Linked DNA regions of Homo sapiens: region 2 is linked to region 1. Evidence: chromatin loops called from intact Hi-C (ENCODE). Cell type or tissue: IMR-90. All regions are shown on one strand. Links, peaks and the distances in the headings refer to the core of each region. The heading gives the core; the rest is flanking DNA. Region 1 overlaps ROR1 (receptor tyrosine kinase like orphan receptor 1). Region 2 overlaps ROR1 (receptor tyrosine kinase like orphan receptor 1).

The links. A loop is a pair of places that touch in the nucleus more often than their neighbours do. Peaks named below come from ENCODE experiments on the same cell type or tissue, not always from the same donor. Only the 100,000 strongest peaks of a DNase experiment are listed, where the experiment ranks them.
Region 2: it touches region 1 in a loop (2.1-fold over the local background); 6 of 110 quality-filtered maps call a loop at or near these places.

The regions. Positions count from the first base shown.
Region 1 is chr1:63,828,660-63,841,358 of GRCh38, reverse strand. The region is part of intron 1 of ROR1 (receptor tyrosine kinase like orphan receptor 1); the gene reads right to left. Among named protein-coding and RNA genes, the nearest start is that of ROR1, 61 kb to the right of the region's middle. In IMR-90, for the core only: no CTCF peak of the experiment used is centred there; no DNase peak of the experiment used is centred there.
Region 2 is chr1:63,774,559-63,791,956 of GRCh38, reverse strand. All of the region lies in intron 1 of ROR1 (receptor tyrosine kinase like orphan receptor 1), which reads right to left. It also overlaps the pseudogene RPL19P3. Among named protein-coding and RNA genes, the nearest start is that of ROR1, 9.2 kb to the right of the region's middle. RefSeq lists enhancers at 10,852-11,407, 16,316-16,879 and silencers at 12,385-12,679, 16,745-17,039. In IMR-90, for the core only: no CTCF peak of the experiment used is centred there; a DNase peak (open chromatin) is centred at 12,336; H3K27ac peaks cover 959 bases.

The DNA.
Region 1 (12,699 bases), core at 4,700-12,699:
TGAAATCTGTAAGGGATCTAAAAAGCACAAAAGTCCCTTCCTTAAAGGAATTTACAAAAGCAGGGTGGTGGCACATACACCAGACCGGAATTTAGTTCCAAGTTCCACATTTAGCAATTTTATGACCTTGAGCAAGTTACTTAACCTCTACAACCTTTAGTTACTAAACTTGTAAAAAGAAAACAGTGAAAATGCATACCTCATAAATGGCAATGAGACGTACATTTTGTAATACATGTAGAGTATGTATTATAATACTCCATCAAAAATGGTGGCCAGTATTATAACCATCATGATAAACTAGTTGGGGAAGAAATACTCATAGAAATACTCATAGAAAAACCACTCAGTTAGAGATAATGCAGAACATTATAAATGCCATTGAAGTGCTAAAGCGCTAGAAACACAGACCCTTAGGAACCTGTTGAAAACAGTAGTAGTTAACACTGTGTTTTAACTTATTTAAACCAGCCCAACAAACCTATGAATGAATAGTATTATTCCCATTTTCTAGATGAGAAAACTGACACCTAGACAAGTCAAGTAACTTACTCCGGTTCACCCAGCAGAAAGTGGTGGGGCAGGAAATAAACCCAGTCTGTCTGGCTCCAGAGTCTGATGCCAAGCTGGCTCCTCAGGGAGAATCATGCATTTTTATGACTTATATGTTGAAGACAAAAGAACTGAACTCTTTGAAACTATTTGCCTTCAACTCACAACTATTATACAAATACTATTTACTCAGAATTGGAAGATTATTTTAAAATATCTAAACAAGGCCAGGTGCAGTGGCTCACACCTGTAATCCCAGCACTTTGGGATGCCAAGGCGGGCAGATCACCTGAGGTCAAGAGTTCGAGACCAGCCTGGCCAACACGGTGAAACCCTGTCTCTACTAAAAATACAAAAAAATTAGCTAGGCGTGGTGGCGTGTACCTGTAGTCCCAGCTACTCAGGAGGCTGAGGCAGGAGACTCACTCGAACCCCGGAGGCAGAGGTTGCAGTGAGCCGAGATCGCACCATTGCACCCCAGCCTGGGCAACAAGAGTGAAACTCCATCTCAAAAAAAAAAAAAAACTAAACGACAAGCAGAGAGACTTTTCTAGGTTAGCTCAGGTCCTATTTCACAGATTCTGAAAACTGTAAAGGGAGGAAGATTTAATGCTTCATACCAAACACAGTGTAAGACAAAATCACAGTGCATCATGGATGGATGCACAAAATCCAAAGTGACTCAAAGTGTAGGGCTTTGGGCTTAAAGCTCTGAGGCACCTTTATGAAATAAAATGACTCCATTTACCAACTCTCATTTCCTACTGTTCATAAGCACTTCCTTAAGCTTAATATATACTCCTCTCAGATGCAGAGTTTTGGGGGTTGTTTTTCCATTTCCATGAGAATAATGTAACAGACTGATGAGATATATTCAGCCACTGTGTTGGGCCACCTTGGATTTTCATCAAATTTTGTTTTATTTAATTTTCAAAGAAAATAATGATGAAATACCCTAAATATCCAATCACTGAGTGATGGCTAAATAAAAGAAATAAAAGAAAAGAAAAACAATATCTATAAAGACTTGGAAAAAATAGTATTATGTATTAAGTGAAAAAAAAGCTTGCTACAAAATAACATAGACAAGATGATTACATTTATGGATAAAAATGTATGCATAGGGCAAAAAAGCCTGCAAGGAAATGTACCCAAAATATTAAAAGTGATTTTTTGTGTGTTTATAATATGAGCCCTAGTCTTTCACTTTCTCAGTGTTTCTTTATTTTCTGAATTTTCTTTGGTACATATATTATTTGCACCTTTTTTAATTGCAATAAGCCAATATAAAAACAAAAAAAAAGTTCAATGTGCTATCCATTGCACTACAGAGCCTTCTTATACTTTTTAAATGTTTGGAATATTTGTATTACAGACAGATTAATGGATAAATAGATGCCAAATTAGATAGATAGATAGATAGATAGATAGATAGATAGATAGATAGATAGATAGATAGATGATATGGAGACAGACATTCTTTTACCAAAACATTACAGAACAGCTCCTCTTAGAAATATGGTCAAAATCTGGCTTCCCCGTCCAATTCAGCTGTCTCTTTCTTTAAACCAATCAACCATCTATTTCTTTAAGGTAAATGTTACTTAAAAGCATCTTAGATGGACAGATCTGACTTTTGAAGCCCTAAACAGAGGGTACAAGTAACCAATTAATGCATGAATTACAGCCATGCGTCACTTAACAACAGATATGTTCTGAGAAAAGCATTCTTAGTTGATATGCTTGTTGTCATGTGAACATCACAGAGCGTACTTACACAAACTTAGATGGTATAGCCTACTACACACCTAGGCTTTATGATATGGCCTATTGCTCCTAGGCTACAAACTTGTACAGCATGTTACCATACTGAATACTGTAGGCGACTGTCACACAATGGTATCTGTATAGCTAAACATACCTAAACATATAAAAGATGCAGTAAAAATACAGTATAAAAGATTAAAAATGTTACACCTGTAGAGAGCACTTATCATGAATGGAGCTTGCAGGAATTAGAAGTTGTTCTGGGTGAATCAGTGTGAGTGAAAGTGAAAGCCTAGGACATTACTATACACTACTGTAGGCTTTATAAACACTGTACCCCTAGGCTACACTAGATTTATAAAGTATTTTCTTTCTTCAATAGAAATTGGACAGCTTACTGTAACTTTTTTATTTTATAAACTTTTTATTTTTTTAACTCTGGACTCTTTTGTAATAATGCTTAGCTTAAAACATAAACACATTGTATAGCTGTACAAAAATATTTTCTTTATATCCTTATTCCATAAGCTTTTTTCTATTTAAACATTTTTAAGTTAAAAATTAAGACACAAACACACACATTAGCCTAGGCCTACACAGGGTCAGGATCATCAATATCACTGTCTTCCACCTCCACATCTTGTCCCCTGGAAGCTCTTCAAGGGGCAATAACAGGCATGGAGCTGTCATCTGCTATGATAACAATGCCTTCTTCTGAAATACCTCCTGAAGGACCTGCCTTCAGGTCCTTCAGGAGGCTGTTTTACAGATAATGTTTTATTTTAGAAGCAAAAGCAGTACACTCTAAAATAATAATAATAAAAAGTATAGTAAATACGTAGACCACTAACATAGTTGTTTATTACTATTATCAAGTATACTTACTATTATCACAAATATACTTACTATTATCATTATACAATTAGGTATACTGCATATAACTGGAGGTGCCATAGTTTTACAGGACTGGCAGGGCAGGTTTGTTTACACCAGCATCACCACAAACACATGAGTAATACACTGTACTACAACATTACAATAACTACAGCCTCTCTAGGAGTTTTTCAGCTCCATTATAACCCTATTGGACCACCATTTATATGCAGTTCTAACGCTGACTGAAAGATGATTATGCAGTGCCTGACTGTAGCTACCATACAAATGTGACAGGAAGAGTAACTTAGCTCATACACAATTACATACATACTTATTTTTTAAGAGACGGAATCTCGTTTCTGTCACCCAGGCTAAAGTGCAGTGGCACAATCACGGTTCACTGCAGCCTCAACCTCCTGGGCTCAACTGATCCTCCTACTCCAGCCTCCCAAGTAGCTGGGACTACAGGAACACGCCACCGTGTCCAGCTAATTGTTGTATTGTTTGTAGAAACAACGTCTCACTATGTTGGCCAAGCTGGTCTGGAACTCCTGGCCTCAAGCAAAGATACACACTTTCTTTTGACAGCCACAAACAATTAATTATCAATATAAATGTCAATATGACACACTGAAATTGCTTTTCAGAAAAGGTTATCCAAATTTAATTTTGTCAAAGAAAAAAACCTGCTCTACTGGCCAGAAAGTACTGAGTTCAGTCTAATGAAATGAGTAGAATAGGTACACAAACTACATAGGGAACTTTGAGGGCTGTTTCCATCTGGAAATGTGCATCATGTACACATTACTCCACATGCAACCAGTCATCCTTTAACCACTTTCAAAACACCAGCCATAACACAATCTGAAAAAGAATAATAGTATGCATATTTTTTAAAAGAATACAATTATTGGAAGAGCTTTGGGAAATGAATGCAGCCCTACTGTGGAGGTCAAATTCATACGTAGTAATAAAATGAAAACAAATCTGACATACTGAACACTTGTCATGTGGCTCTCACTGAAAGGGTAAGCAGAATTTTCAAAGCAGGATAGAAACTGGAGTTCAGTGGAAAGTACAGACGCTTGACTACCTTTCTTTATGGGGAACAGAAACATTCTATTAGCCCCCTGCTGCTTTGGCCAAGTTAAGCTCAGCCTCCCCTGCCATTCATCCAAGACAGGGAACCGATGTCTTGATGCTGGTTAACAGATAATTCAAACACGCACACACACTTCATCGCTATAAGAGGTACCTCTATGTGGTTGTCAGCCTTTAGCAATATCAACTCAACAGGCCCACAAGCTTTTTACAAAATAAACATAAATTAATTGGGAGACAAAGATGGAGGGATAGGAGGGGGCATTCTTAAAAAGATGGAAAGTCAATTGCATTAGTGGTCACAAAAGAACCAGGGGTGTTTTTGTTTGGCAGTGGAGCAGCTACATGCAGAATGTTAACCTCTTTAAATAAGGCATTGGTGATTTTAAGAAATTAATTTTAGGTCTGATTAGTGCCAAGTGCAGAATTTCTGCAAGAAGAAGTCATGGAGTAGAGAAAAATCTACAGTGTCTGTTCCTCTTTCTGTTTATAACCTCTGGACTTTAGTATCGTCTCTTGGGCTACCTGCAGAGGCCTTTTTATACTCATCAACTCAGAATTCCCCCCTGCTAATTATGAAATCTTAAGAAACTGGGTATAGGAAAACACAACTTTTGGTCATAACTTTTTGTTCCTATTTATTAATATATCCTAACTCACTTGGCATTCCACATCTATAGACACTATTTATGGTTCGTAAATTTAGTTTTTCCACTGGTTCAGATAAACAGGTCCTAAAAATGATTTAAGATGTGCTTTTTTCTACAAAGTCTCAAAAGCCATCAGACACTACAATGAGTGTGAATCATGGACGGACTATGGTGTTGAGGCTTAGGGCTTGGACTCTGGAATCAGGCAAACCTGGATTCAAATCCTGACTTTGTATGTCAAGTTGTGTAACTTTGAGCAAGTTCTTTAAGTTCAAAATGGTCCTGACCCCAGTGGGGCTATTGGGAGGAAGGAATGCAATAGTTTACAAAAAGCAAGCAGCAAATCTGAAAATCTACCTCTTGGGGCTACCTAAGGAACAATGTTTTCAAATTATAAAATCTCTGCTGGGAGACAATAGAATCAAGAAGAAAGAGAGTGTTTTCACTTTAGTCACTACACAAATTAAAGTTTCTGTGGGGCTAGTGTCAGCTTTACTTTAACCTAAATGTGTGACGTATTAACCACTCCCAAGCTCCATTTCCTCTAAAAGGAGACGGTTGTCTCAATGAAGCTCTATCAAGATCTGAATACTTGCAAAAATGAAATCCACATTACTGTGTGCACCCTATATTGTCCAACAACACAAGTGCCTTTTAACAATGAGATCATATTCTCTTTCTATCTACTTCTCCCATACTTTAGTATATTTTACTGCACTATGAGCTTCTCAAAAGGAAGGACAATGTCTTGCCTGTTGTTTCTACCCATAGTGCTTCTAACAGTATCTGGCACACGACTGATGACCGATGAATAAATGAGTGACTGAATCATCTCAGTATCCTCCCCAAAGGCACATAAATTTTGCACACAGTAGGTATCAAAATACGTTTGTTGGAAAAATGGATTTTAGCAAAACTGGGAGTGCCTTTATAGGTAGGGACTTCCTCTTACTCATCTCTGCAGCCCCTGGGCCTGGGCAGAACCTGGCACAAAAAGAAAGGAGGATCATCTAATCTTTTTGCTCTGGAGACATGCTGGCAATTGACCTACTCAAAAAGTAATTGGTAAGGTGTGTGTGGATTCCAGTTCCAGAAGGCTTTCTCTGTGTCTGGCACTGTACCAGATGGTTTGCATGATGTTTTCTTAACAGCTCTGAAAGGGATGAGTGACATCATTTTAAAATGAGTGAGCAAGGGCTCAGAGAGATTAAGTCACTTGCCCAAAATCACAAAGCTGATAAATAACAGAGCTGAGATTTAAAACCAGGCTTCTGGAACCTGTGCTTTTTCCATTATGGGAGGTTAAGAAAGAAGGGAAAGCACCAAAATAGATGGGACCACCTTATTTGAAGCTGTGTGACTTTAGGGGAGGATGGAGGAGGCAGCAACAGGTAAATAGGGCTCAAGGAGTGAGGTTGACCAGTGGGGCCAACCGCCCCAGCCAATTATTGATCCATGAGCCTGCCACCTGCAGCCATGAACAGCAGGTCTAGAAGAATGTTGATTAGAGCCATTTCCCAAGCAGAATTGATCAGGTAGTGGCTGGCGGTAATGGCAGTGCAGACCAATTCCTTCTGGTCATTATATACAAGTTCAGGCGAGCCCAACGACATGCCTTGGGCCCAGATCTTGGAACAGTAGTCCACTTGCCATCTTGGAACCAATGCACAAAGCACAAGAGCTCCCACATGGAAAGACTAACCACATTTTCCAGACTGAGTGCTAGAAGAGGAGGAGGCCTGAATACTTTGTCTCAGAGGAAGAAATGTAATAACTCTTGGTTTTGGAAAAATCCATTTTAAGAGTAAGCCTAAGTCCCATGTGCTCATCATAGAAACAAAAAGAGATAACATTAATTGTCAAAGCATCAGAACAGAAGAGCTGCCATTTTTTAAAAATGCTATTTTATAGTTTTGCTAAGATTCAGCATGTAAACAGCAGTACCCCTCCTATGACTACAGGGAAAACTAATTTAATAAAATCAAATATGTTTGAACATCTTCTGTTTTTAACAGTAACATCAACTAGAAACCTGGAATCTTATACATCCGTATACAGGCAAGATAAAACACTCAGTATAATTACTTTTTAATTCATCTAAGGGTACAAAAGTAATTCTTCTAGAGACACCACACTAGACTCTCTAGTTTGCAGGCTCAGAGTAACCCACTTTAAATATCTGAAGCAGATCCTGCCATCCCTCAGCTCAAATGCCCCATGCTTCCGGAGGCTTCTCCATCTCAGCTCCACCGAGAGGGTCTAAGCCCAGGGTAACATCTTTCTTACTACAAGAGCTTAACAGCCTGCTTAGATGGAGAGGACAAAAGCTACACAGGATGTTAGAGAGAAAGCAATGCCAGGTCAGTAACTAACTGAGCTTTTTCCCTGAGTTGGAAACAAACAAACAAAAAAAAAAAAAAAAGAAGAAGAAGAAAAGTCAAAAAAAAGCCCTCGAGACGGAAAGCATTGATGTAATTTCACTATTCCTAAGCATGCCAGAAGCCATAAATATTTGTAAAGCATAGTCTTTATATTTGCAACATTCAAGGGCATAACTAGAAAAAAAACCAGTGCGTAAATATGCACATGTGCTAACTATTCTCTTAGATCACCCAAAAGAAAAAAAAACGCAAGCAGGCAAGCAGAAGTCCAAATACTGCTGGAAAAGTTTGGGTTGTTTCTGTCTGAAATTTACTCTGATCAGCAGAATCTGTCTTTGCACACTACCTTGAAGGAAAAAAAAAAATGAAAAGGAACTTTATAGATAGAACCTCCAAACCCGTGCTTGACTCTTCTCTGTCCTCTCCCCTCCCAGAGCAGCCAATCAGAGCTTGGAGAACACATCACCCCCAGGGACTATTCTGAGGCTCGTCCCCGAGCTAGCCAGAACCCTGGGCCCTGGGAGCTTCCCCTTGTCACCCTGAAGACCCACAAAACAAAGCAATCCTTCTTCCAAGATGGCCCTCTAACTATTTAAAGATCATTCTCATGTCTTCTCCTTTTCTGGCTTGCTCTTTTCTGGACATACCTGGTTTGTCACTGTTAATACCCCAAGGGTGGTCTGACCAGCACACACTTAGAAAAGATAAAAGCACCAAAACCCTTCCACTCAGGCAGTCCATTTCACTTAACACTACTAATCAAAGCAGCTAAACATTGTAACTAGGGATCCCTGCCCCAACCCACAATTGTACTTAAGTGGATTAATATTAATAATAAAACAGCTACCTGTTACTGAGTGTCTGCTGTCTGCCAGGAATTGTGTTAGACAGAGTCAGTTCTGCTATAACACAACATATGAGTTCTGAGAAATCACCACACTATGCAAAATTGTGCAGTAAAAACAGCAGAGTTTATGGGAAAACAAGATTGGAACACACTACTACTTTCTTGTGGAAATGGGCATTGTAAGGGTTACAGCTTATGGGTTATTGTGAAGTGGTGGGTGGGGGGCTGGTTATCAGAAAATGGACAGAAAGTTGTAATGGCAGATGTGGATGAGTGTAACTCGAGTGTAACTCAACACACCTGGTGAACTGAGGAGCTGGTAGATGTTTCAGGTGTGTGTGTTTGTATATTGCCATGCATCTCACTTTAGCTGAGTGCCGTCTTCTGAGTCCACCTAGTACTTTTCGTGGATAAAACTGACTATGTAAGTAAACATAAAATTTGCATTATTCTCAAATTTTTCTGAATACATCAATCAGCTTTGAAAAAATGTGTGTGTTTTCAAAACAACTGTTATAGCAGCACTGACTGTGCTTTATCTCATTGAATCCTAGCAACACTGAAAAATCAGTAGTACTAATTCCATGTTCCAGAAAAGGAAACAGAGGTTCAGGGAAGTTAAGTGATTCCCAAAGCCACATCACTGGTTGATACGGTTTGGCTCTGTGTCCCCACCCAAATCTCATCTCGAATTGTAATCCCCACATGTCAAGGGAGGAGACTGCTTCTCCTTCACCTTCCACCATAATTGTAAGTTTCCTGAGGCCTCCCCACCCATGCAGAACTGTGAGTCAATTAAACCTCTTTTGCTTATACATTACCCAGTCTCAGGCAGTTCTTTATAACAGTGTGAAAACAGACTAACACAGAAAATTGGTCCTGATAGAAGTGGGGCATTGCTATAGAGATATCTGAAAATGTGGAAGTGATTTAGGAACTGGGTAACGGGCAGAGAATAAAAAAATTTGAAGGGCTCAGAAGAAGACAGGAAGATGTGGGAAAGTTTGGAACTTCCTAGAGACTTGTTTAATGATTTTTACCAAAATGCTCATTGTGATATGGACAATGAGGTCCAGTCTGAGGTGGTCTCAGGTGGAAATGAGGAACTTATTATGAACTGGAGCAAAGGTCACTCTTCCTATGCTTTAGCAAAGAGACCGGTGGCATTTTGCCCCTGCTCTAGAGATCTGTGTAACCTTAAACTTGAGAGAGATGGTTTGGATATCTGGCAGAAGAAATTTCCAAGCAGCAAAGCATTCAAGATGTGACCTGGCTTTTTCTGAAAGCATACAGTCATAGACATTCACAGACAGATGGTCTGAAATTGGGATTTATGTTTAAAAGGGAAGCAGAGTAGAAAAGTTTAGAACACCTGTAGCCTGACCATGTTGTAGAAAAGAAAAATCTATTTTCTGGGGAGAAATTCAAGCTACCAGCTGCAGAAATTTGCATAAATAAAGAGAAGCTGAATGTTGATAGCCAAGACAATGGGGAAAATGTCTCCAGGGCAATTCAGAGATCTTCATGGCAGCCCCTCCCATCACAGGCCCAGAGGCCTAGAAGGGAAAACTGGTTTTGTGGGCCAGGGGTCCCTCCTGCACTCCCTGTTCTGTGCAGCCTCAGGACATGGCACCTTGAGTCTCAGCCACTCCAGTTCCAGCCATGGCTAAAAGGGGCCAAAGTACAGCTCAGGCATTGCTTCAGAGGGTGGGAGCCCCAAGCCTTGGCAGCTTCCACCTGGTGTTGGGCCTGCGAGTGCACATAAGACAAAAGTTGAGCTTCAGAAGCCTTTGCCTAGATTTCAGAGGATCTATGGAAATGTCTGGATGTCCAGGAAGACGTCTGCTGCAGGAGTGGAGTCCTCATGGAGAACCTCTACTAGGGCAGGCAGAGGGGGAAAATGGAGTTGGAGCCCCCACACAGAGTCCCCACTGGGAAACTGCCTAGTAGAGCTGAGAGAAGAGGGCCACCAGCCTCTAGATCCCAGAATGGTAGATCCACTGGTAGCTTGCACTGTGCACCTGGAAAAGGTGCAGGCACTCAATGCCAGCCCATGAAAGCAGCTGTGTGTCAGGGGTGCTGTATCCTGCAGAGCCATAGGGGCAGAGCTTCCCAAGGCCTTGGGAGCCCACCTCTTGCATCAGCATGCCCTGGATGTGAGACATAGAGTCAAAGGAGATTATTTTGGAGCTTTAAGATTTAATGGCTGCCCTGCTGCGTTTTGGACTTGGTGCAGGGCCTGCAGCCCCTTTGTTTTGACCAATTTCTCCTATTCGGAATGGGAACATTTACCAAATTCCTGTATCCCCATTGTATCTTGGAAGTAATTAACTTGCTTGTGATTTTACAGGCTCATAGGTGGAAAGAACTTGCCTTGTCTCAGATGAGACTTTGGACTTGGACTTTTGGGTTAATGCTGGAATGAGTTAAGACTTTGGGGGACTGTTGGGAAGGCACGATTAGCTTTTAAATGTGAAAAAGACATGAGCTTTGAAAGGGGCCAGGAGTAAAATGATATGGTTTGGTTCTGTGTCCCCACCCAAATCTCATCCCAAATTGTAATCCCCACATGTCAAGGGAGGGACCTGGTGGGAGGTGATTGGATCATGGGGGTGCTTTCCCCCATGCTGTTCTCACGATAGTGGTTGTTTTAAACCAACAAGATCTGATGGTTTAAAAGTGGCACTTCTCTCTTAGCACTCTCTCTCTCCTCCTCTGCCATGTAAGACATGCCTCGCTTCCCCTTCACCTTCTGCCATGATTTTAAGTTTCCTGAGACCCCCCAGCCATGCAGAAGTCTGAGTCAATTAAACCTCTTTTGTGTTTATAAATTACCCAGTCTCGGGTAGTTCTTTATAGCAGTGTAAGGTGCAAAGCAAGAATATGGCCAAGGTCTACCCAGCCTCTTCTCCACCACCTTATGCCCTATTGTTACCACTTTCTTTTACTTTGGCAACCAGTGCTGGGTAGGAGGTACTGTGACACTCTCTGGGACTTAAAAGCAGATTCAAAACTGCTCTGACTCCTCCACTCCTGCTTTAATTGTCTGCCCCACAGTGGCGTAAAAGTTAATGCAAACATATATGTCTCTAGCGTTACCCATGTCCCTTCCCTCAAGTATGAGCTACGGCCTCAAAGATAATTAAGTTTTTATGAAGGTTTTTTTTTTTGGCCTCATTGCTATGATATTCACCAGTCAGATTCAAACAGAATTTAAGCTAATTTCATGGAGCTTAAGGATTTACTTTCTGGAAGGCCCTTTCACTGTTTTCACAACCTCCCTTCCTGGGAGCTTGTGTTCAAGTTCCTTGGCGAGGAAATAAGCTGTCTTACTCCATAAAATGACTGTTGAAAATGAAAGTCAGACCAAGTCACTCCTTTCTTGGAAGACTTCCATGGCTCCACACTGTCCTTAGGATCAAGTCCAAGCTCCCCAGCATGGCCTGCAAAGCGCTCCTTGATCTGTCCCCAGACTATATCACGAGCCACATCCCTATCCACTTATCTGTCCCCACACTGGATATTCCAGAAAGATTGAATTACTTTCAGTTCCACCAGTACTCTATGGTTCTGCACTTCCAGACTCTGTACATTATTCCTCCTACCTGCAATACTCTCCATGCCATCAATTACATCACACTCCCTTCGCCTGTTGAATGCCCATTCCATCCCCAGATCTCAGCTTCTATGTTCCTTCCTCCTGGAAGCCTTCCAGGGTCCTGTCCCCACATCTGAATTAGGAATCCCTCGTGACGGTGCTCCCATAGCACGCTGCACATTCCCTATCACACTATCCCTATCACCCGCATTCCCACTTTGGTGAAATTACTTATTTGTCCAATTATTAAGCTCTGTGAAGGCAGGAACTGCATCTGGTTGATTAAATGAATAAATAAGTGAATACATTTGCATAACACATAGCATAAAAGAGCTTTCATGTGCAACATCTCATCTGACCCACATATGCCATATGAAACAAATGGGGAATCAAACAAAGGATCCAAGGGAGCAAATGCATTAGCTATTACCACACAGCCAGTACGTGGCGGAACATCCAAGTAAATTATAGCAACTATGTTCTAGGCACTAGGTATACAGCAATAACCAAATCAGACAGAAACACCTGTCCTGGTGGAGCTCACATTCCCAAATAAATAAGTCAATATATCAGTACATCAATATATCAGTTTATCAGATGGCGATGATATGATGGAAAAATAAAGAAAGAAAGGAAGGAGATAGTTAGGGCCTCACTGAGATGGTATAATCTGAACAAAGACCCAGAAGAGGAGAGGGAGTGATCCCTGCTGGTCTGTGGTCTCCAAAGTGCTGAAGCAGGAGTAGCCTGGCAAGTTCAAGGAGGAGCAGCAAGGACAGGACAGCTGGAGAGGAACAGCTGCATCTTGGAGAGGAGAATAGTAGCTAATATTTCCTGAACACCTACTATGTGCCAGGGGAATAGAGTAAAAAACCAGAAAGACAAATTCTGTTTTTACAGACCTTACAATCTAGTTGCTTAGGTTTA
Region 2 (17,398 bases), core at 7,397-15,396, 52 kb after region 1:
CTCAGTATCAAGAATGATGCCTGCCACGTAAATATCTGTTGAGTGAATAAAGGAGGCCTCATGGATCCTTCTTCACCAAGAAATGAAGACAAAATGGTACTTGCCATCTAAATCCTCGATCTCAGATAGGATTTTAGGTTTACAAGGTGACTTTATAGCCTTTACCTCCTATAATCTTCCATAATCTTCAGGGAATGGATTATAATTCCCATTATAGAGATAAAGAAACTAAGACCTCTTATCCCCAGAAAGGGCAGAGCAACATTCTGGGAAGACAGATGCTAGGTAAGGTCCTGAACCCCACCCTCATGCCCATCCACCATGCCCATCGATTAGCAATGAGGCATGGGGGTCTCAGCCTCCTTCTGAGTTGCTTTGACTCTGGTGGAGCAGCTGAGGTTCAAGGGGATGGTGGGAACTGGCTTACAGAAAGGGGCCTGGGAAGTGAGTTTTATCCCTCAGTCAAGAATCAACATTACAGGCAGCACAATTTTGTGAACTCATTTGTCCAAATAAACCCCTACATTATTACTAATATCATTTTAAAACACATAATGGGCTCTTGTTTTAGTGCCTCCCAGACATATTTTTTTCCAGTGAAAAAAAGGTGACTCCCCTGAGTCACCTTTCCTGATTCTGTCTCCAGCACTCTAACAGGAGCCTGCATTGGCTGCTCCCTCTCCACACCTTCCAGGACCTGTGCCCAGACTCTCACTGTGTCACCATCATTGTTTTCACGCTGCCCACAAGGCCAGACTTTGAGGTCCTAGCAGATAATCCTGTAGCCCCAACACCTGCCCAATGCCTGGCACCCAGCAGGCCTCCATGTGCCTGCTGACCAAGGACCACTCCTGACTCATAGCAGGTGCAAGAAATAAAACAGCCCAGGCTTCTCTCCTCCCCACTACTGCCTCAGGCCCCAAGAAACCCCAGCAAAATTTTATTAAGCTCCCCTTTCTCCTGCATGAAGGAAAGATGTCCCAGCCTGAAGCAGATGGTACTGGGAGGCTAAGGCAGAGTTGCTGTAGGAAATCCAGAGACAAGGGGGCATTTCTGGCCATCTTTGCATCCAGATGGCTTGCAGGTTCAAAACTGAGAACACTTTCCCCTCTACTCATTGAGAGAAAGAAGAGAGAGGAAGAGCTCCCCAGGGGATATTTCCCTAGTAATGAGACCTCTTTCAAAATTCCTGAGAAAAGACAGGGAAGGGCAGAGCAACAGGGAGGGAGAAAAAGGTGCTGAGGGCCGGCAGCCAGCATTCACCACCTCTATTCCCAGCTTGCAGGTGCACCGTCCCTGTAGCACAGTGCCAGGATTTTCCACACCTTCTCTCAAACACAGTCCACACGAAAAAGGAGAAAGAGGAGGATTGTAAGGGAGAATCTGAATTGGTTGCCAATTAAGAGCAGGGTGACCCTAATTTATAGCAGCAAAACCCAGTTATCACAGACTCCATGTTGGGAAAACAGCCCAGCTCTGGAGCTGCCCATTGCTCTCCTGCAAACAGAACTCACAGCAGGTGTCATTTAGCCTGATTGACTTTTTACAGGGCTGGATTCCTCAACTGTTGGAAGAGATAGCCTGGAGATTTTCAGTTGTTCGAAGACGCGTTTTTAAATTCCTAGATAGTCACACCAAGGTAAGCTGGAGTTATCTCGGCCTCTAGGAAGGAAGAACAATGCTTAGTAAAAGTAAAAGCAGAATCCATTCAACTGGCCCAGGCTCAGGAGATCCAGAACCAGACCCTACTGTAAGGAGCATCCAACCCAGTGATAGAGAAGATCCCAAAAAATAGTCATTACACAAATAAATATTCAATGACAAATTATAATGAAGGTTATTTAAGAACACAAAGTGCTAGGAGAGCATGTGAGTGGAAATCTAATCTCACCTGTTGAGTCAGGGATGTGACATCTGAGCCAAGACAGAAGGACTGTAGCTGATGGGTGGGGGAAAGGTGCTTCTGTGGGAGGGAACAGCCCATGAAAAGCCAATATGTGCATAGGTGCCCTATGAGACCACAGAGGGGGTTGTAGACAGCTTGGGAGGGCCTGCCTGAAAGTCATGTCAGTGGATCCTTGCTTTGAAAAATATTTAATGAGTGTCTCTTTGATTTGTGCCAGGCTTAATGTGCTGAACACTGAAGATATGCATGAAAATTAAACACCATTCCTCCTCACCCAGATCTCACAGTGCAGAGGGAGAGACAAACATATAAATAAGTAATCCCAAAAGAGAGTGACAGTGCCTGTTTAAAGACAAAAAAAAAAAAAAAAAAAAAAGGAGAGGAAGGATGGGTGTTTTTTTCCTCCTCCTGATTCAAATGCAAAACCACAATCCACTGTTGTGCCCCCACCCTCCTTCTCCTCCACTCTATTTCTTTAGGTCTTAATTTCCTGGCACCCTGTTACCTGCCAACTTCCTTCTAGATACCATAAGTCTCTTCCTCTGTCCCTCTTTGCCATGTTCACATTGACTTATTTTCACTTCAGAAAAGCTCAAAAGTAATCATTGTCTTAGGCAGTGCCCAGTCCCGACAGCAGGCAGTGCTCAGGTGTCCCCATTCACTGGCTTTGCCCACTCAGAGGCCACTTAATGGGAGGAATCAAGTCAATATTAGATCACTCACCTTTCACTGCTATGGTCACAGCCATGAGTATGCTCAGGCTTCAGAAGAGGCTTGCCTCTAGGGTCCTCCCCTGTGGCAAGAAGAAGGTCTGGTTGGACCCCAATGAAACCAATGAAATCTCCAATGCCAACTCCTGTCAGCAGATCTGGAAGCTGATCAAAGATGGGCTGATGATCCGCAAGCCAATGACTGTCCATTCCCAGGCTCGATGCCAGGAAAACACCTTGGCCTACCGGAAGGGCAGGCACATGGGCATAGGTAAGCGAAAGGGTACAACCAATGCCCGGATGCCAGAGAAGGTCACGTGGATGAGGAGAATGAGGATTCTGTGCTGGCTGCTCAGAAGATACCGCATATCTAAGAAGATTGATCACCTCATGTATCACAGCCTGTACCTGAAGGTTAAGGGGAACGTGTTCAAAAACAAGCGATTCTCATGGAACACATCCACAAGCTGAAGGCAGATAAGGCTCGCATGAAGCTCCTGGCTAACCAGGTTGAGGCCCAGAGGTCTAAGACCAAGGAAGCATGCAAGCGCCATAAAGAGTGCCTCCAGGTCAAGAAGGAGGAAATCATCAAGACCTTGTCCAAGGAGGAAGAGACAAGGAAATAAAAACTTCCACTTTGTCTGTACATACTGGCTTCTGTGATTATATAGATCAGCCATTAAAATAAAACAAGCCTTAAAATATATATATATATATAACATATAATATATATATTAGATCACTCTGTCAAGCCCCACCTCCTTCAGAAAACCCTCCCAGTAATTCCAATCAATGCCGGCCTCTTTCCTTCTTGATCCACAAAACCTACTGCCTGTAACTCCCTGTGGCACTTAATTACATTGAATTTAACAGACAGTCAACACGTTTTAGTGATTTGCACTGGTTTTGACCCTAGAGGAGTTACTTAACATCTCTGAGCCTCAGTTTTCTTTTGGGAATAAAAGCATAACCTCCTTTTATAAATCCACGTGTATAAACACAATCAGAAGTTATCTCTGAATGGTAGGATAATGGGTGAAATTTGTTTTCATTATACATTTCTGAATTTGCTTTTAATGGATATAAATGTTCTCATCAGAAAAAGCAATCAAACTGCTTCCTCTTAGCTTTAAAAAAAGGATAACACCCACTTCATTTTGTTATGAGGATTAGTGAGGTGAGGCTGTGTGCATTGTAGGAACACAATAACCTCATGAAAGCAGCGTCTACTGGCTCAGATAAGGAAACCCCAGGGAGGTGGAAAAGAGATTGGCAGGCTGTCAGACCTCTTCTGCCTCTCAGGAGTGCCTGCTCTGGATATGAAGTCATTCTCTCCTACACACCAGCTTCTTTCCTGGGCTCAGACATGACCAAGGGCATCTCTCAGCTTCCCCATCCCAGAAGGGCTGCCCCTAAATCCCAAGGAAAGACTATGATTAGTTCCTTTTGAAACTGATGAAGGGGCATTTCCCAGAATGAGGGAGTGACAGATGAGGGATTGAAATCAGGGCGATAGGCCGGGTGCAGTGGCTTATGCCTGTAATCCCAACATTTTAGGAGGCCAAGGTGGGTGGATCACTTGAGGCCAGGATTTTGAGACCAGCCTGGCCAACATGGCAAAACCCGTCTCTACTAAATATACAAAAATTAGGCAAGCATGGTGGCAGGTGCCTGTAATTCCAGCTACTCAGGAGGCTGAGGCTGGAGAATTGCTTGAACCTGGGAGGCGGAGGTTGTAGTGAGCTGAGATCGCACCATTGCACTCCAGCTTGGGCAACAAGAGTGAAACTCCATCAAAAAAGAAAAAAAAAAAAAAGAGAAGGAAGGAAAGAAAGGAAGTCAGGAAGGCAGGAAGGCAGGAAGGAAGGAAGGAAGGAAGGAAGGAAGGAAGGAAGGAAGGAAAGAAAGGCAATAGTTCTACAGGGAGAAAATAATATGATTCCACTACAAAATACAAAATGCCTTGCCAGGTGCTGGGTCCACAGTCAATGCTTAATACTTGACAGTGACAATTATTGCAAAGGTGTTGGGCTAAATCAGCATAAGCAGGTGTGATTTAGACGGCCTATGTGAGAATACTGGTGGAAGGTGAGACGACAAAAGAAGGACTGACAGGCTGAAACAGGCCAGGGTGCCTTCCTGGATGTGGATGCAATACAGTTTGAAGAACAAGAATTCAGCAAGAAGAAATGAAAAGAGGAAAGAGTCTGAGCTGGATATGCCAGGGAGGTAGGCCGGTGTGAGGGTAGAAATTCCTGGAGGCTTCAAGATAGGCAAAGGGCCCTAAACCAAGGGCAGGCCACTGACATTTGGATCAATTCATTATTCCCATACCGTTTGGGGTGTATCAGTCTTGCCTCCCTAACAAAAACAGTAAACTTCTTACTGGAGAGGATATTGCCATATTTCTCCTGCATCCCTTTCAGTTGCTAAATCAGTATTTAACCAAACCGAAGCACCAGTGACTTCTTGTTAGTTTACACAGGACGTCTCCCTCGGGCAGGTGGAGCTGCGCCTCTTGGGCCCCTCCTTTCCTTCCCTCCCATCCACCAGCACTCAGATCAATTGCTCTGTGTATTTGATGAGTCTGGGGGAAGCCACTTTCACCCACATCCTGGGATGGCTAAGAAACTTTCTAAACCTAAGCCCTCAGGAAAGATGTGGGAGGATTATTTCTAAAAGGTTTTGACCACCTTATCTACATAGTTTTAACCCCAACACAACCATCAAATCTGACAATTGCTCCTTAAAAAAAAAAAAAAAAAAAAAGGCCAGGCGCGGTGGCTCACGCCTGTAATCCCAGCACTCTGGGAGGCCGAGGCGGGAGGATCACGGGGTCAGGAGATCGAGACCATCCTGGCTAACACGGTGAAACCCCGTCTCTATTAAAAATACAAAAAATTAGCTGGCCGTGGTGGCGGGTGCCTGTAGTCCCAGCTACTGAGGAGGCTGAGGCAGGAGAATGGCGTGAACCCGGGAGGCGGAGCTTGCAGTGAGCAGAGATTGTGCCACTGCACTCCAGCCTGGGCGACAGAGCGAGACTCTGTCTCAAAAAAAAAAAAAAAAAAAAAAAAAAAAAAAAAATCAAGTTGTAGCCAGCGTAAGGGGGGAAATGCTTTATTCCCTGTGCCAGGTGCTTTCTTTCTGGGGAGGAAGACTAATCAGTGTTAAGTCCTGGACTTTCTCTGCACCTTTACTAACTCCTCCTTGCAGAGGCCCGGAGCACAGTCCTAGGCAGCAACTTAGGGATGAGCTGGGTAGCACAGACTGGACATGCTCAGTTCAGCTCCCCCCTTCCTCAGTGGGGAAAAAGGACATTAGTTATCACGTGTCCCCTGGGAGGCCCTGACAGCAGACTCTAACCCACTGAAGACTACCTGGTCACAGGCAAAGTTTTCAATGCTTTGACTTAGGGACACCAGATGTGAGTGGGCAAAGCGCTATGAGCCGCACAGAGAAAAAGAGGTTTAAATCACTGGTGGATTAAGAACATCATCGAAAATTGTTGCTGCGTAGGCCGGGCGCGGTGGCTTACGCCTGTAATCCCAGCACTTTGGGAAGCTGAGCGGGGCAGATCACTTGAGGTCAGGAGTTCAAGACCAGCCTGGCCAACATGGTGAAACCCTGTCTCTACTAAAAATACAAAAATTAGCCGGGCGTGGTGGCAGGCGCCTGTAATCCAAGCTGCTCGGGAGGCTGAGCCAGCAGAATCACTTAAAAAACCCAGGAGGCAGAAGTTGCAGTGAGCTGAGATCGTGCCACTGCACTCCAGCTTGGGCCACAGAGTGAGACTCCGTCTCAAAAAAAAAATTAAATAAATAAATAAATAAATAAATAAATAAAATATATATATATATAGTTGCTGCTTGTTTTCAGTGGTCTACACACCACTGGTCTCCAACAGGCAATATCTTGGGACTGAAAATCCCCATACAACACACAACAGTTCTCTGAAGGGAGGAGATAAAACAGTCATGACTGGGTTAAGCATTACCTCTTTAAGGTAGGCATATGAAAGGCTAATACAGTCCATCACCACAATGGAAGTTCAGGCAGAAAAAAGAAAAACAGCCAATACTCTCCAGGGGGTGTGAAAATTATGTAAAAACTTTGAAACACCCCAGTTGGAGTGAAATCCTAGAAGCAAGGCTATAATCTCTCTTATGGAGAAAAAGTAGAATAAGTTGCTTTCATGTACATTGTCTAAACCCATCCGGAAATGGTGTCAGTTTCCCATGAAGAACAGATAAGAGCCTTTCCAGGGTATCTAGGATTTCAGGCAGCATGTTCTATTTTTACCTTATGATGTTTAACCTTCACAGAGCATAAGAAAGTCCCTGCCCTTGAGAAACAATATAATTATAACCTAAGATTTCCAGGTGCTAAGAAAGTCCGTGTCAGAGATAACTGTATTATAAAATCATGCCTAACAAGGCGCTGAGAACTAGCAATTTTGCCCCATCCCATCCTGTGAAAAATCTTAAAGGAAGAATTGCTGCTCTCCATTCAATTGAGAGATGTAGCTTCGATCACACACCAACAACCAACTATGGCCCAGGCACTGTGCCAAACACTACCCATGGTCCTTCCCCCTCTGTCATGGTAGGCACCATTATGGCTCCCATTTTACACGTGAGGAAAGCCAGTCTCAGAGGTTACGTAGTTTGCTGACCTGGCAGAGCAGTAGTGAGCCTAGTCCATCTGATGCCAAAGTCCTTCTCTTCCTGGCTCCTCTCCCTGCCACAATCACCAACCACTTAGGAAAATCCTGTTTTTAAGTAACTTCTCTGTCTTTTTGCAAGTAAATTTTCCCAGGTTACAGAAATCCCAGAGCCAGGTCCCATCTACAAATGCCTTTCAACTGTTTCTAAAGACAACAGCTATTTGAAGATTTTGTGGATGAAACAAGTGAAAATCAGGCAAATTCACCTTTTGGTGAAACAGTAGTGAAAATAGTCATATATCAGTATATTAGAGGCACAAATTCCAAACAAAAGTAGTCTTTAGAGCAGAAAGTTCAATGGGCCCTAAGTCCAAGGGGCTGGGTTTTAGACAGGCCCTGACAGCTACAGAGTGACCTTGTGTGAGCTGCCAAACTCACCTGCCTACTTTTAAAAGGAAGAGAGAAATAAATCCTATTTAACTGTATTTTTTGGAAAATTAAAGGTAATACTGTACATAAAATGATTTTGTAAGCTGCAAAGCCCTATACAAATGGAGGATTTAATTATAATTATTTTGACTCAGCTATTTGGCTGGGATCTTACAGAGAATTTTAATCATCAGACAGAGTTGAAAAAAAAAACTGCAATGCAGTTTGGCATAATAATGATTAGGAACAAAACTCAGGCCTTAGGATATGCAGGTTCAAATCCTAGTTTTCCCATTTAACTCTCTGTGTGGTCTTGGGCAGGTTACTTACTTCTCTGTGCCTCAGTTTCCTTATCTGGAAAATGGGGATATCGTGGAACACACTGAGCACCCTGCCACATGCATTGTGAGTGTTCAAGGAGTGTTCAGCAGCCGGTGAAAGACCTGGTCAGGATTAATCTGCTTCTAAAGCCCATATACTCTTGCTCTGCTGTGCACCTTTTCAACAGACATGTGGTCGTTGGAAGAGTAAGTAGTTGTGTAGTTACCAAATAGAAGGGAAGACACCAAGACAGTTCGTCTTGTATTTTCTCCCATCTGCCCTTATCCTGGCTTTTAGCCTGGATTCTGCTTTGGGCATGGTGGAGGATTCACACAGGTGTGGAGCTGGAGAGAATCAAGATGCCTAATAGTGAACAATAATGCTCCTAGAACTCTGGCTTACCTCATAGGGTCGTCCTGAAGACTATGCAAGTTAAATCGCTTAAAGAACTTAGAATAGTACTTGGCCCACAGTATGCTCAGTGTGTTAATTATTAGTATACTATTATTCTTTTCATCAAGCAGACAAGAGGGGGAATAGAATTAAGTAGCCTGCACTATAAGAGAAAATGGCTGCATTAGAGACAATAAGACACCATCATATACCTTTGACAAGCAGCCCTGAAATGCACAACATTTTTAACTCCCTGGGACACCCTTTGGGAAGAAAGACAAGTCTTCAGGCTCCCAGTGAAACTGCTTCCTTCTCTCTCCTCCTCCACCCTTCATATGCTAAAAACACAACAGGCTTCATTCAACGCTGTCTTTCTTTTCTTCACTCTCCCATCCCCTGGAGATCAGCTTCATTCCACAGTGAAGGCCTGGTTTAAGAACTCAGGATAGTCTCAGCGAGTCCATGGAGACCCCCAGAGCAGCTGCAGGCTGCTGTGGAACTCCAGCCCTTTTCCAGCAGTGAAATGTCCAACTCCTCTTCCCATCTCCCATCCTTCAATCCCGCACCCTCTCAATCCTTCCTTCAAGGCTCACATCATATCACACTTCCTCCCGAAAGACCCACCCTTCTAGGGATTCTGCATATATAATTGCCAACTCTGTACTCACTGGCTGTATAAAGTGCCTATTTTACTGCCCCTAAAAGGTAAACTCCCCAAGGGTAAAGGCCACCCTTCATTCTTCTAGATTCTCTACAGTGCTAGAGGCACCCTATGTGTGCCATAAATTATTTGGGAAGGGGTTTAATTTACTGGATGGAGCCCCAGGTCTGCATGAAGTGGTCAGACACAAACCAGGTTTCCTATTTTATTCTATCTAAAAATGCTGGTCCTAACCCACTAAATTGATCTCACCACACACTGATTTACAACCTCATGTTAGTTAAGGTAACATTAGCAGCTGTAACAAAAAAAAAAACAAAAAAAAAAAACCTCAAAATCTCAGCCTTAACAATGGACACTTGTTTTTGGTTCACATAAAACCTAAACAAGTGTGGCTTCCACCACACAGTGATTAAGGGAGAGTCTCAGGCTCTTTCCACGTTGTGACACTTTCAACACATGACTTCTAAGGTTGTCAAGCCACCGAAGAAGGATCATACCGATTCTGCCTGGGGAGTTTTTTATGGGTCAAGCCTACAAGCGACAAAAATTACCTCCAATTTCATTTAATTGGCTAGTATTTAGTCACATGGCTTCACTTAACTGTGAGAAAGCTGAGAAATGTTGTCTAGTCATATGACCGGAAGAGATGGAAACATATTTGGTGATCAGCTAGCAATCTCTGCCATAAATCTGTCATTTGAAAAACCCTCCAAGGCAATGATCTAACCTTATTCATCTTTACATCTCCAGTGAGACTATCAGAATATTTGGTTCACTGTAAGTGCATAGAAAATGTATGATCAATGAATGAATGAGGGCAGGTGGTAAATCCTGGCCAGAGTTCTAGGAGCGCTATAGTTCATGATGAGACATCTTGATTCTTTCCAACCCCACATCTATCCAAATCCCCTCCCATACCCAAAGCAGTCCAGTCCTAAAAGCCAGGATTAGGGCAGGTGGTGAATATACCAGAGCAACTGTATTGGTGTCTTCCCTTTCATTTGGTGACTGCACAGTTACTTACTCTTCCAACAATCACATGTCTGTTTAAAAAGTGCACAGGGGAGCAAGAGTACATGGGTTTTAGAGGCAGATAAATCCTGATCAGGCCTCTCACTGGCTACATAACTATAGCAGAACACTCACTGAGCGCTCACTATGCACAGTCTGAGTGTGTTCCATGAATTATTTCATTGACTCTTCACAATAAGCCTATGAAGGAGGCACTCATGTTCTTCCTCTGACCCTCTAATCCCCTGAGAATTAATGTATTCTTCCCCATGTTCCCACAGCATTTTTTCCACAACTCTTTCCTATAATTCACTTGTGGGAGAGATAGTTGCCTGTGGTACCACATCTGCTCATTGGTGTCTCCCCAATCACACTTTAAGGATAACAAAAAGAGCATACATCTGAGAGTCAAAATACCTAGATTCAAATCCCAAATCCCAACTTAATCATTGTACGAATTTGGCTGAGATACTTACCTTCCTGAGCCTCGATTTTCTTATCTGTAAAATAGGATCAGAAGTCCAAACTCCAAGGAGTGCTGAGAAGCATAAATTTAATAGCTTTAAAAAAATGATACCTGGCATATAGCAGGTGCTCAAAAAAGTGAGAATTTTTCTCCTCTCTCCTTGAGGGCAAAGTTAATACTTTATTCCTGGACACGAATACTGTATCTTTCATGTGATAAATATATAATAAATGTTAGTTGAAATACACTGAGTGACAAGCTTCACTGTTGAAAAATAAAATATCAAACCCAACCTCTGCTTTGTCTTTAGAAGTCCTCTTTATCACCCCTCCTGCTTCCCACACGCTTCATTACTCTTCTCTCTTTGGGTAACATGAACTTTTTTTCTTCTACTCAGAAAATTTAAATGGCAAACAGAGCACCTCAGGATCCTTTCCTCCGGCCATTATCCTTCTCTTTCAAGTTGTGCTCAGCAAGATTATTTGGATATTGGAGCTAAAAACGGTCAGATTACAAGTGGAGGTCCCTGAAATGTAACATTCCCCATTGTAGGATTCTGGAATTACACTAAGCACCTGGGAGGGGTTGCTCTTCCCCAAAGAGCTTGCTGTTCTGAAAAAAGCCTTTGTTTTAAGGCATTGCAAAACTGCACTGTGGAATCCCTTCCATCCAGGTCCCCAGCACTGGCCTGGGTACTGCTCAGATCTAGAGCATCTGCATGCTCCCTATAAAACAAAACACTCTGGAGTCCTAAAACCTTGTAAAACTTGCTATTCTCTGAGCCTTGGTTGCTACCTTGCAGCAGGACCATCGTTTTGAAGCCAGATTTTCAAATTTCTTCAGTAAGCCCTTGATAATGATGGTGGCTAACATACTTCACGTTCACTAAGTCCATGGTGCTGTGTTAGGCGCTATAAGTTCATAACATCCTTTTATTCTCACAAAACCCCCCAGTAAGCCACATATTATTGTTATTCCCATTTTACAGATAAGAAAACAGAGGCTCAAAAGTTTAGGTAACTTTGCCCAAGAAGGCAACAAAGCCCCAATTCAAACCCCCATTCCCTATCAGGCTCAAATCCCATTCTATTTCCATTACTCCACGCCACCTCTTTAAGCAGCTATCAAAGGAAGTCCATCCTGTATAGAAATACTTGAAAAAAATAAAGTTTGGACTGTTGATCTTTTTTTTAGTCCCCCTCTCTCTCTTAAAAAAAAAAAAATCTATGGTTCTATGGAGAGAAGCAGGAAAAGGAAATGTAAGGAGGCCAAACATTATGAGGCTTGGCTTATCAGTATTTCATAACAGCTTTTGGATCAAGACTGTACAAAACCTTATTTATGGACAGACAGTTACTGTTAAGCAGAGCCTTTTTATACAACCTTTTCATCTGAGGATGTTGTAGCCTTCTGCTGCCTTTCTATTAGTGAGAGATGAGGTGTGAAATTTGCTGGCCCTGCCAAGATTATCCCATTAAATTATCTGCCCTCTTCCAATGTAATTCACTCAGGGGCAACTGTTTGAGACTCAGGTCCTATGGATGTCCATGCCTGGGTGTTCTGGGGGGTGTGGCTGGGGGCAGGGGATGAAGGAAAAAGTTCAGATGGTGGTAGCATCCCAATCACATAACATTAATCCACGTTTCACTGCCTTACCAAAATAAAGTGGATGCCACAATTATCCCATTCCTAAACAAACTGAAAACCCCAACTGAGCTTACTGCAACAAAGAGAGAGCCTTTTTACTGCTGTTTATTTTTATTTTGTATTCGTTAGCTTTTTAGATATTCCTGGCATGCAAGTCAGTCTCCGTGTAACAAGCAGCTGCATTTAGTTAAGGATTTTCGAAGAGTTGCCCCCATCCCCTCCCCCTTCAACTCCAGAGAACTTTCTCAGACTCTCCTTTCTCTTCCAGTTTCTACCGAACAGTCTCTCCCGTCACACCCCAGGGAATGGGTGAAGCCAGGCTAAGGCCCTTCTGTTTGAGAAAGAGGCCTTGAAGACGTGAGTGTTTCTCAGCTGGAGCTGGATTTGCCAGGGTCTGGTCCTCACTGGGACCTTGAGCTGGCAAGCCAGCTGTCCCACTAGACAGCACTCTAATAAATCCCCGCCTTCTCAGCCTACAACCACAGTTGTCCACCAAGATGCAAATACAAAGTCACTTCATCAAAATATAGCTTATTGATAGTTGGAAAAAACTGGCGAGCACACTTCTCAAACCACATCAAAGTTGAAGCTCATTACAAAAATGTAATTCTTCCAGAACCAGAGATCCAGGCCATCCAACAAGGTGCTTCCAGTCTATCTCTGAGTTTCAGCAAGACCGTCTTAGGGAACTCCAGCACTCGAAGGGAAATTGAAATTGGCTGTCTCCAATAATTTCTTATAACCTCTAGATTACAGCTAAGCAAGCTTCCCTTTGCTGCTGTTGGAAAACCTTGGGAAATACCACCTTTGTTCCATACATTAAAAGAATATAAATTGTAAGAATTAAACAAGGAAAGAATGTCTAGGACAGCCACTAAGGTAAGAGCATGAACTGTTAGGGCTTGTAAGCCCAGTAATGCCACTTTTTAGCAGTGTAACCTAAAGAAAGTAACTTAACCTCTCTGTGCCTAAGTTTACCCATCAGTAAAATGAGCTAATTATGCTATCTCCCTTATAGGGTTGTTGTGAGGATTCAGTGAGTTAATACTTGCAAAAGGCTTAGAAGAGTGATTGGCCCATTGTAAGGATTAGATAAGTGTTTGTTAAATAAACTGTACAAATTGCATCTCAGAATGCTTGGATTCAGAGACATATTTTCTTACTTGAGGTCACAAGGACTTGGCACCATTCTTCAGCTTCTCTCAGGCCCAATTAACAGCCTGCCTGGTGGAAGGGAAACTGGGAGGTGAGAAGTGGGGCCTCCATGGAGTGTGTTAACCTGGGATAAGGCCTAGAACTAGCCACCAACACTCAACTCCTTTCAGCCTCCCCAGGAAGACAACCCATTGCCTCAGGCATCAAACACTCCAAGTCAGCAGTTCCTATCGTTCAGAGGTTGACACTTTTCTTGGAAAATAAGATTATAGCTATAGCTATAAATACAGAACCGTAAAAATGCATATAAAATTGTGTATATTATTTCTGGAAGTTCACATATCCTTAATTTCATGTACCCCAAATTAATTTCACGCACTCACCTCTTGGCTGGGTGCTGTTCTCCAGTACTTTACATGCATGACCTCACTTCAATCTCATAACACTCTTGAAAGGCTCAGGAAAACTGACACACCCACTATACAACAGAGAAAAGATTCAAATCCAGGTCTGTTAAATGCCAAAGCCTGTGCTTGTAACCATTTAGCTTTACTGTCAAGTTCTGCTACACTACACTTCTTTCATACTAGAAGATGGGACAAGAAAAGGAAAAATCCTTGAAAATATGCCATGTTGCATTTTTACTAAGCAAAGCATATATCAGAATTTTGCATACAACCGAAAAAGTTATTCTCCATTCATTCAACAAATATCTATGGACCACTTACTATATATGTGTGTATATACATATGCTATCTGTACATATACATTTACATCAAAGTACATATAGCTTACAAAGTGTTCCATTCTCCATAGGATGCTGTGTAAAATTTTCAGAAATATTTGAAATGGGGTAGATGTTCACCATCAAACCACCAGCCAAACCTGATACTAATTTCAGAGCAAGTGACACTTTCAGAAACTTTCCAAAAGTCTAACTGGGGGCCTATGCTCAAGATACAGAAGAGAAAGGGTGCTATAGGGCAAAGCTGACCCCTCACTAAATATCAGGCAGATTATCCCAGGCATCAGAGAAGCAAAACAGCCTACCATGTATACTGAATCTATATTGGAAATTAAATATTTCCAAAACTGAAGGAGACAATTTGACCACACCCTTTGCCCATCCCACCTTGGTTCGGCTCCCCCTAGCCAGCCAGGGAGGATTTTCAGGCATCTCTAATAAAGTTGGGACTAGTGGACTTGGGCTCTCAGTGTTTTCACCAGAAAAGCTCACAGTCTTATTGCCTTCAAGACACTTCTATTCTAAAAGTACAGACAAATACCTATTTAAATGGCAACGGAAGGTTTACAAAATGATAGCAAACACAGTAGCAAGCCACCTCCCTCTGGCTCCCAGCAGCCAAACCACAGAATCTATAAGATTTTGAGAAAGGCCAGGTAGGTTCCTAAAGCCCTGGGCTTGGGTGCAGTTATAAGGTAAGCTTCAGGTTCCTAAAGAAGTTGAGCTTTGCATAGGGAGGGGGTAGATGAGAAATCAACAATGGACAGACCAGAAAAAATAAATTTAAAGGTTTTCTTCTCCTGGCTAACAAAATAGAAAAATGATGGGAGAAATGTTTTGTATCTTTTTAAATAAATACATGAAACATATCTCCGCTTAAGCTGATTTCCTGAGCCACTGGCTGGGCTACCTTAGGAATCTTGAGTCCAAGAGGAGAAAGTAAACGTGAGTTCTACCAGAAGTCTTGACCCCAGAGAAAAGATCAAACATTCACAAAATGGAAAGGGATTTATAAAACAACAAATAAGACAATAATAACAGATTTGAGCTCATTACTAAAGAGTATGGTGAGAGAAGAGAGACAGACCCTCTCATATTGTTTTATATTGTTTTATACTCAGAAAAGGAAAGAGAAGCGAAATTAAAGGCAGGTAGCCCGGCACCTAGGAACCAGACCTGAAACCAAGGAACCAGACCCGAAACCAGGCCTGGGCCTGCCTGACCTAAGCCTGGTACTTAAAGATCGACCCCTGACATAACTGGTTATGTTATCTATAGATTCCAGACATTGTATGGAAAGACAGTGTAAAAATCCCTATCCTGTTCTGTTTCGTTCTGATTACCAGTGCATGCAGCCCCCAGTCATGTACCCATCATGACCCTCTCACGTGGACCCCCTTAGAGTTGTGAGCCCTTAAAAGGGACAGGAATTGCTCACTGGGTGTCTGAGGAGTTTTGTCTGTGGCTCCTCCTGCTACAATGGAATAGGCAATACCTTTTTTAAACAACTCTAAAAGGCTGTAAACAGTTAAAGGAGACAGAATTGGGGTGGCTGCTGATAAGAAGGGTGTTTACAGTGAGCAAAATCAATGCAGGGACATGTATTTAAAGGTAAGTGACCCCCACCCCCACAAGGGGCTATGATCTAAAAGCAACTATTGTTGAAAGGTGAAGTACAAAGTAAAGGAGTCCACAGGGGAAATAACTGAATTAACCAAAGCCCCAAGCCAGGAGTCCCACCTTAGTTAAAATCACCCTGCTTATCTCCACCTCAATTTGCTGGGCAACCCAACTTGAGAAGGATGTTTACATTACTTAGGCAGCATGGCCCATTTTTACTTTTCACCCAGGTGTTGTGGCGCAAGGCCAGATGTTTGGCATCACCAAGCAAAACATCTATGTGACCAAGCTGTTTACATTTCATTAGGATTTTTCATCAGGAAGGTGCACTCCCTGCTGATGCACATCTTAATTACAATTAGGAGCTCTATTTACCCCCAGGAGCTTTCAGATTAGCACGACCACATTATAGGATCCGTTTCAGAAATCATCCTCAGAAAATGCTACTCTAGCTTCCAAAAACCATCTCTAAGAAATCAAAATTTCACACAACTTCCTTCCAGAGTGTGTTTTCTACCAAGAAAGTCAGCTAACTTTTAGTAAAAACTAATTCTGCATTCGTAGTCTATGTAGTGAATACATCTTTTTCCTCTCAACTGCTAAGTAGCGCAGAACTTTTTCTTTTCCTAAACACAGTGCTAACTTAAAAATGAAAGATGCATGATAAAAGAGCAGAGATCTATTTATCCGCTCAGGTTTAGGGCTGGGAGTGGGGGAGGGCAGAATCCAAAGGCTCCTCACCCCCTCAAGGGATGCATGTTAAAAGTGAGGCCCGAGACCCCGGAGACTTTAATCAACTTTCCCCCTCCAACCTCCAAAGAATGAATCGGTTGTCTCCACAGGCTCAGCCGGGCTCTTCCCTCTCATTGTGTACCGGCTCAGACGCAGCAAGGACCCCAGCTTCCCGCAGCGAACTAAGACGCTCCGGCTTGCGGTGAAGTCTTTCTCTAACTGTTGCGATTGTCTTTAGAGATTACCAAAATCAAATATGCATTAGATGGCTTTTCCCCCTCTTGTTTGTAACACGCACACACACACGCGCGCGCGCGCGCGTGCACACCCAAAGCACTTTGGAGCCGCAGGCCGCCTCTGACAGCACATTTTGCACAAAGTGGCAGCGGCTGCAGCGGCGCACAAGTTTTGGCCTCTATGATGACTCTCGGGAGGGCCGGAGGGCCGGGGGCGGTGGCGATGCGAGGCCGCCGGAGCCCCAGGAGGACAGGGCTTTTGTTTGCGTCGATCCGCGAGCCGCCTGGGCTCTGGCGAGCACCACTGAAAATCCAAACTCCCTCCTGGACCGCGCCTTCCGGGCCGGCTCGCAACTTGGGGGCAGGATAGACTTGCCTGAACACCGGCTGGGGCGCGCTAGAGGTCCAGGGAGACAAGGGGGGACGCCCTGCACAGAAGTGCCCCGATCACCCCCAGGACCCTCAAACCCCTCCACGCTTCCTGTCAGCGCTGACAATCGCTGCTGCGCACCGAGGAACGAGTCCCTGGGCGCGCCCCGGCCCGCCGCGGGGCTCCGGGGCAAACCCTGGCCTGGCGGGGCTCCGGGGCAAACCCTGGCCTGGCGGCGCCGGCGAGCCCCGTGGCGGGTGGCCGGACGCGCCCCGGAGCCAGCGCGGCGCTTCCTGCGTGTCCCGCGCCCGGCTGGACGGCGGAAGGGTG